2 separate regions of the Homo sapiens genome follow, and region 2 is linked to region 1. Evidence: read pairs that join two places in POLR2A ChIA-PET (ENCODE). Cell type or tissue: A673. All regions are shown on one strand.

Region 1 (4,000 bases):
AAGAAAAAACATTAGGTCACAACCTATTTCAGTACAAGAACCAGGCCCTCTCTTTCTTTATGTCCTGGTGCTAGTCTTTGTGCGTACAGGGTATTTAGTATACTGCAGCTCATGGGGCTACTCCTACAAGGTCACCATGAGTGGCTGGGGAGGGTCATCAAGAGGAGGAAAATGGGAATGACAGTTTCCATTTATCGTACCATCCTGGTAGGCTAGGACCATCAAAAATATTGTTTCCAATTGTCATTGAGCAAAAAGTACAAAATCAGGGCCATGGAGATTACATAATGTGTCTATATTCACACTCAGAGACTGATCTAGGACACAGAATAAGCCCATGTGATGTAGCTAGAGAAAGTGTGCACAGTGCTGGGCAGTGAGGGGAAAAGTGAGAAGAACAAGAGCTTCAAGTACAAAGACATTTACACGAGGATCCAAAGCAGTACCTAGGTGTTATGTATGTTTTTCTCAGTTAACGCCATACAAGGTGAGCCTCCAATTCTTATCCATAAAGTAGCTGAGGCACAAAGAGCTTTAAGTAGCTCCTCAGATATCAACTCTGAAATTCTTCTCTCCGGTGTTTTGCCAAAGGACTACACTCCTGGAATCTAGCTAGATAAACTAAAATTTTAGACTTTTGTGGAAAATAAAATTTATTTTTAAGTCTTACAAAGATAGCTTTATTAGTCACTTCCTCAAAGAAGACAACCACACAGATGGATGAAAAACTACAAGTGCTAAACTTCTTAAAGTAATTGTGACTCATTTCACATTTGTATGTTTCTGTTCTTCTTTTTGGGCTTTCCAACCAAATGTTAGATATCAGCTGGTGTGACCTACCAGAGAATTCACAGTAAAAGGCTGATCCATGTTGTCTTATCTGTGAAATGAGGATGTTCACTGTTTCTTCTCAATCACTTCATCTGTTTCAAAAACAAGAAGCAGAACTAAAGTTATTTTTTGAGACCCAAGTTTGAAATCCCAAACCCCAGGGTTATCTCTGCCTCAGACAAACAGGAACAAATTGAAATAACCTATATAACCTGAGTGTTTAGAGAGACTGTTGGAAATCTCTTCCTGAAAATACAAAACTGCAAGTGGTTATAGTTTCCTGAAGCTGATCTTTAAAAGTGAAGGTGTGAAAATAATTCACATTTGACTGACACCCAGTATGAATCTGCTGCGGGATACCTTACTTAGAACTCTATGCAAGGTTATAAAGTAGGTTTGCTTTCTTCAAAGGAATAAAGAAGATAATACTGATTAGAAGCATGGACTGTTAAACTTAGAGCCAGTCTGGATTTAAACTCAACCTTAGAACTATAACAGGCAGAATTCTAAGATAGCTCTGTGATTCCTGCCCCTTGATATCTGTAGGTTTGTGTAATCCTCTCCACTTGAGTGTGTTTAAGACCTGTAGTTGGCTTCTAACCAATAGAAGACAGCAAAGGTCATGGAATATTATTCCCATGAATATGTTGAATCACATGACAAAGATGAAGAGATATTGTAGATATAAGAATCCCCCTAATAATGTTAAGCTAATTAAAAGAAAAATTATCCTGAGTGGTCTGGATCTAATCAGGTAAGACCTTTAAAAGAAGTAGATTCTCTCCTGCTGGCCTTAAAGACTCAGCCACCACAAGTTCCAAAGCTGCAAGGAAATTAATTCTGCCAATGATCATACAAGCTTGGAAGATGACTGCAAGCCTCTGATGAGACTCTAGCCCATGTCAACAAGTCAATTGCTGCCTTGTGAGACCATGAGTAGAGGATCTAGATAAGCTGTGCCTAGACTCCTGAACCAAAAAGCAGCAAGATAATACATGTATATTTAAGCCTTTAATTTCATAAAAATTTGTAAAGCAGCAATAGAAAACAAATATGTTTAGCTGTGTGACTGCAGGGAAGTTATATAGCCTTTCTGTGCATCTACAAAATGGGAGAAACAGTGGTTCCTACATCATGTGGTTGTTCTAGGATCAAATGAGTTAGCACATAAAGTCTTTAGAGTATCAATAGCTCCTAGCATATAGTCAATATTTTATCAATGTTAGCTATTATTAGAATCTTTATTTTATAGTTGAGACAACTGAGGCTCAGAGAAGTCAAGTGAATGTACCCAAGTTTAAATATTAATTCAATAAATATTAGTAATTCCCATCCTTTTTATGCTAGTTTAGGTCAAGCTCTGTATCACCACTTTCCACTTCTAAATTTATTTTGTCCTTTATACCCCATTCATCACTTAGATGACTTTGAACATGGATCTTCTCCTCAGTTCCTCACTTAGGAAACAAGGGGTTAAGATGGATTCCTTTCAGTTATAATATTCAGTGATTCTAGAAATCTCAGAAGTAGATCAATCAACAGCTCCAGTGCTATTTTCTGGCCTAAATCCATGGTGGAGGAACCCTTCAAGAAAAATTACTCTTGTATTCCAGTCTTTCCCCTCCATTGTCTCCAGTAATCCCTGGGGTAAACATTGAGCTCTAAGCCTGCAGGCTAAAAAATGCCCAAGAAAGAAAAAACATGGTTCATCACAGTGTAGTTTAGAAGCTGAGTTAACAATTTTGGCACCACTGAATGTAGGCAATCCCAACTGAGGAATTAATACTTCTCAGTGAGAAGAAATAAACCAGGAAAAAAAGACGTTAAAAGCGTTAAAAAGACAGAGCAAAGGCTTATGGGGAATGTGAAGCCGGGGAGGGAGGGGAACAAGAAAACACTAGTAAGTCATTTATTAGGGCCTTATAAAAGAGTAGAATTGGCCAGACACAGTGATTCACGCCTGTAATCCCAGCACTTTGGGAGGCCGAGGCAGGCGGATCACCTGAGGTCAGGAGTTCAAGACCAGTCTGGGCAACGTGGTGAAACTCCGTCTCTACTGAAAATACAAAAATTAGCCAGGCGTGGTAGTGCACGCCTGTAATCCCAGCTACTAGGGAGGCTGAGGCAGGAGAATTGCTTGAATCCATGGGGCGGAGGATGCAGTGAGTTGAGATGGCACCACTACACTCTAGCCTGGGTGACAGAGCGAGACTCCAGCTCAAAAATAAAATATTTAAAAAGTAGAATTATTTCTTTTGATGATTGCTCAGATCCATAAAGAGAGAGCATAGAATTTAAAAGGTTGAAAATATTAGGATAGCGGTTTTTACATTTTACTGCATCTAAAATCACATAAACCTGAGATCTGTTTAAAATGCAGTCTCCTAAGACCCACCCTAAGGATTCTGAATCCATCGGTTTTAAGCCCACAAGTAGGTATTGTCAGATATGGCCCAGTCATTCCAATACATGAGGTTTCCAAACAATACTTTGAGAGACACTGCATTTCAGAATGAATTAAGCAGGATTCTTAATTGCAGGCAAAGGTCTGACTCTTGAATTCACAGAAGGATAATGAAAAAAAACACAAACTTCTAGGAAGGCCAGAGAAATCAGGTTTGGAAGCTACATATCCAAGAACACTGCCCCAGACTACACAGCAGCATTGGTCTGGTGAAAACACCTCTGCTATCTCTATCACTTGATGAACAGGGGATTCTACAGCTTCTACTACCAACACCAGCAACTCCAGCAACTAGCTGCTGCCCTGGGAACGATGTGCAGCCGCCATGTACTTCTGCATGTCTCTAGTTTCTATTTCAAAGCATGAGATGCAGATGTCTGACTGGCAAAGTCTGGGTCCCATGCCTGCAGCCTGGCTGAAAAGATGGCCGAAAATGTAAATATCTAGCACTTTATCCTCCTGTAGGAGGCAGTGGGATATGCCAAGAGAGGAAAGGTGGATTCAGGGCTGGGTGACCAGAAAACAATGCTAAGTGTGAGCAGAAACAATGAAACAAACATCTCTGTAATGAGCTTCTATATGTATGAAATGTTTAAACATATCTTAAACATCAGAGTTTATTAAATTACTATAGATAAAAACTATTCACTCCCACATATGAATATATTAATAATTCAGAAATAGAAGCCAACTCCCCTCAAATCT
Region 2 (4,000 bases), 60 kb after region 1:
AGTAATTTTGTTAACTCTGCAGATGCTTGGGAAGGTTTGTCGTATAACATGATACAGAATGTGATGAATGCTATTATGTACCTCTTGTGAGTATCTACTGGGTTTTCATCATCTCTGTATCCCTAGAGCCTAGCACAGTTCTCTTGGAAAGTATTGAGATCTCAAAGTCTGTTGAATTGAATTGAAGAAAATAATCAAGGACTATAGGCACTCCTGGAACTTTTGTGGGTAGAGTTTATTATAAATTAGTGCATGGAGTTGCATAGGAGTGGAGAGAGGCTTAATGGGTTAAAACACTGGTTCTGGAGTTAGATAGACCAGAGTATAAATTCTAGTTATGCTACTCACTAGCTATAAAGAGCTCTGAGCCTGTTTTCTCATCTGTAAAGAGGGATAATATTATTTTTGTTCTAAGATTGCTGTAAGGGTTAAATGAGATGCTGCTAAGGTGCTTAGCATTACAGATGGTATATAAAAAGAGTTCAGTATATAGTAGGTATTATTACTGTGAAACTTTTTACTGTTATTTTTTATTTTTCCCAAAGGAGACTTACATTTAGAGATTTAGTGCTAAAATACCTGTTTAGGTCCATTAAATGTTTAGAGACATTGGCTGCTGAGAGTTCAAATCCTGGGCCCTTCCCCAGCCAAACTGTCTTCTACGTTAAGAATAAGACAGTGTAGAAAAGTCTTGGGATGTCAAAAGGTAAAATGAGGCACGGTTAAGCTCAAAAGAATTTATTTGAGCAAATACCGATTCAGGAATTGGACAGCTGTGGTTTGCAGGCTTTTTGGAGGGAATGCAAGGAGAAGGCTTTTATAGGGTGAAAAAGGGAGTAAAGCACAGAAAATATTTGATTGGTTGCAGTTATAGAGTTGCTTTATTTGGTCGATTCTGCTGGAAAGTCTCTATGTAAGTTAGGCTTCTGATTAGTTAACTTGGTTTCATTTTTCTTTAATATAGGGATTTATAAGAAATAGCTGAAGTTAAGTTTTGCTTATGTTTGCAAATTGAGCAAGGTTAAGGTCACTTATGAGGTCTAAATGGATTTGTCTGGCCCAGAGATTCTTCAAGCCTGGTCTCCATTATAACTTACTTTAACGGAAATATATGCCAGTTCCTGTTGCTGGTGTATTGGAGCAGGCTGGAGCTGGCTTGAGTCAGCTTGAACTGGTTTGTGAAAGCCAATTTTGCTCAACTCTGAGTTCGTTGCTCTCTCTTTTGTAGGTTGAAACTAGCCAGGTGGGAGTGGTTACACCAATGAAATGGAAGAAGACCACAAAGGTTTTCTTTCTTTCTTTTTTTTTCTCTTACTCCCTCCTTTTGTAGAACTGGATGTTACCTAGTTATGGGCACCCTACTGCCTTCTCTCTTCTCTGTGAATACCTCTGTGGTGGTCTGAGGTAGTAGGGGAATATCAGGGCTTCTGATTTGCCATTTTCTAGCAGCCAGAACCCACTCTTCCTCCACCCTTACTCCTCGCTGGAGGTGAAGGATCTTCTGCTTTCCCCTGGTCCTCATGACCTCAGAGTTTCTGATGTCCTGGAGTCAGAAGTGTGGCAATGGGGTTTTTTTAGCTTCCTGGCAAGGAACATAACTTCATGTTCTCAAACAGACCTTTCAGGATAAAGAGTAGAAAACATAGATCAATATGTGCCCTGCTTCTATTTCCCCTTCTGCTATCGTTCATGAGGAACTATGACTTCTCTACACGTTCCAGCCAGTGGTGGGACCTTCCTCCATGTTACACAGAGACGGAGTGGGCCTAGAACAGCCTTTAAAAAATTATTGCGACTTTTTTATTTGTCTGAAAGAAGACATTTCCTAAGGAATTTATAAAATACAGTATGTGAAGAGTGAGTTATCAGAAACAAAGGCTTGGGATTAATTGTAGAAATCAAATTAAACCCAATAGGTTTTTATTATCATTCTCCAAGGTTTCTTAACTTGAAGAGAAAGAAAAACATCTTCCTTCCTTTTCTGAGAAGACATTTCGTGAATCACAAGGCTCTTTACCGGAATCATTTTGCTCCAAAACCTACAAATCCTTCTCAGAAGTTTTCATGGAACATTTTAAGTGAGGGGAGCTTGTAGCATGGAGATGGCTAATAAACAGTGAACCAATTCCTCTGAGCCACAGGCAAAGTTCTACACAGTCTTTCCTTAGATTGGGAATTACAGAAGCTCCATTATACTTTAGGGAAAACAACACTAAAAAGTGGGGGTAATTTGGGGGAAGCTTTGCTTTTAAAGACATCCATAGTGGTACAAGTTGTTCAGATGTTTCTACACTATTAAAATAACAACAAATATTTTTTCAGCTGTGATATCTATTGTACTTAGAGCAGTGCAAAATATTATTAAGTAATACATACAGTTAATCATCAACATGCTGATTATTTTAGTTAATCATCAACATACCGGATGCGTCATATTCTACCCATGGACGCTTCTTAAATTTTAGTGCCTGGGCAAGTAAGATGGAAGTGAACAGAGTGAAACCTTACCTCCAAATTCTTGACTCCTTTTAAAGACAAACATGTGGGAAGGCAAAAGGACACAAAAAATTTTTCCTAATGTTCCATTATTCCAGAGTTTTGAATGCTCCTTAGCTAATGTGAGTTTAAAAGCTGCAATGTTACATTAAATTTTTACTTCCATTATGGGGGGCTTGTTTCTTTTACCTTTGCAGAGATTCTCAACCCTCACTGTGCATCAGAATCACCAGGGAAATTTAAAGAGCACTAATGCCCCAATCCTATTCTTACAGATTCTTATTTAACTGGTCAATAGTGGGGCCTGGGTCGTGTTTTAAACATTAAGTTGGTGCAAACATGATTGCAATATTTAGCCAAGGTTGAGAACCACTGAGGCGAAATATTGTCCTGGTCCTTACATGATCGATTACCTTCTAAACATCAACCCCTTTCCTAGCCTCACTTCCCAGCCAGATCGGATGAATCCATGTGTCAACCAACAAATGACTTTTATCCATGTTCTGGGTGCTTGACCTTATGGAAGCCTAACTTCAGGAGGGTTACAGTCTAGTTAAGGAGACTACATTTAACCCACTAGCTCATTTAAGGCCAATGAGCTGCTTGAGGTTCTGTATATTTCCTGCTGCAGGTAGGAAAGATGAAAGAGATTTCTTGGAGATGAACCATGAGATGGGCCTTGAAGAATAGATAGCACAATTTAAAAGATAAGGATGGCAAGCCAGTAGCCCAAACATAGAAGTGAGGAAATTGACCTGACCAGAGATGGGAGAGCTTGCAGAACAGCAGTGGTTTATACACAGTTGGCCCACTGAGGGGCACTTTAAAAACCAGGTAAAAGTCATAGATACCTCACTTTCTAGGAACTTGGGCACATTACACCCCATTTCAATACCAATTAGTGCAATTTAAAAAGATAAAACAAGATTATGTGAGAGAGAGAAAGTTCCTGGGCTGGGAGGCTGAGTGGTCAGGGAAGTCCTCTCTGAGGAGGTGATTCATGGGCTGATACTTGATCTGGCCTAGCAGGAAGCCCGCCATATAGGTCACATGCAAGTGTAAAGGCCAGAAGACAGAAATGAACCTGGAATGCCCCAGAAATCACCACAAAGTTGTGAGCAAAAGGGAGATTGATAGATGAGGCTGAAGAGAAAAGTTAGTCAGTGGGCCCTATCAATCCTGTGTCTTAGCTTTTCAGGTTGTCCAGAGCACGGCTCTAGGGAGCGCTGTTCACAGGTTAGCCCATGGGAACTCATGCACCCTGCTGGTAAATACTCCTTCTCTTCAATCTCCTCCTCGCCTACTAGTCTGTTTTCCTCTGTGCCTTCACTGAAATCTGGCTTTTCCTGGGCATTATGACACCTTCTCTTATGGTGGCTGCTGATTCAGTCTACTTCTTGGTCACCGTTGTTTTTTGACCATGGTTCAATTTCTTACTTGAAATCTCTGCTTATGGCCCTTTCTCTACATTCTCCCTTCTGTCCACTGTATTCCAGGGCCCACT

Evidence for each region. Peaks named below come from ENCODE experiments on the same cell type or tissue, not always from the same donor. Only the 100,000 strongest peaks of a DNase experiment are listed, where the experiment ranks them.
Region 2: POLR2A ChIA-PET joins it to region 1 with 8 read pairs; 8 of 35 experiments call an interaction of 5 or more read pairs at or near these places.

What each region holds. Positions count from the first base shown.
Region 1 is chr10:88,898,579-88,902,578 of GRCh38, reverse strand. STAMBPL1 (STAM binding protein like 1) reads right to left here. Exons shown (of 11, transcript NM_020799.4): 2 at 841-923. The coding sequence starts at 870. Among named protein-coding and RNA genes, the nearest start is that of STAMBPL1, 20 kb to the right of the region's middle. RefSeq lists enhancers at 394-493, 624-673, 3,651-3,740. In A673, no CTCF peak of the experiment used is centred here; a DNase peak (open chromatin) is centred at 2,468; H3K27ac peaks cover 785 bases.
Region 2 is chr10:88,838,688-88,842,687 of GRCh38, reverse strand. All of the region lies in intron 1 of ANKRD22 (ankyrin repeat domain 22), which reads left to right. Among named protein-coding and RNA genes, the nearest start is that of ANKRD22, 11 kb to the left of the region's middle. In A673, no CTCF peak of the experiment used is centred here; no DNase peak of the experiment used is centred here.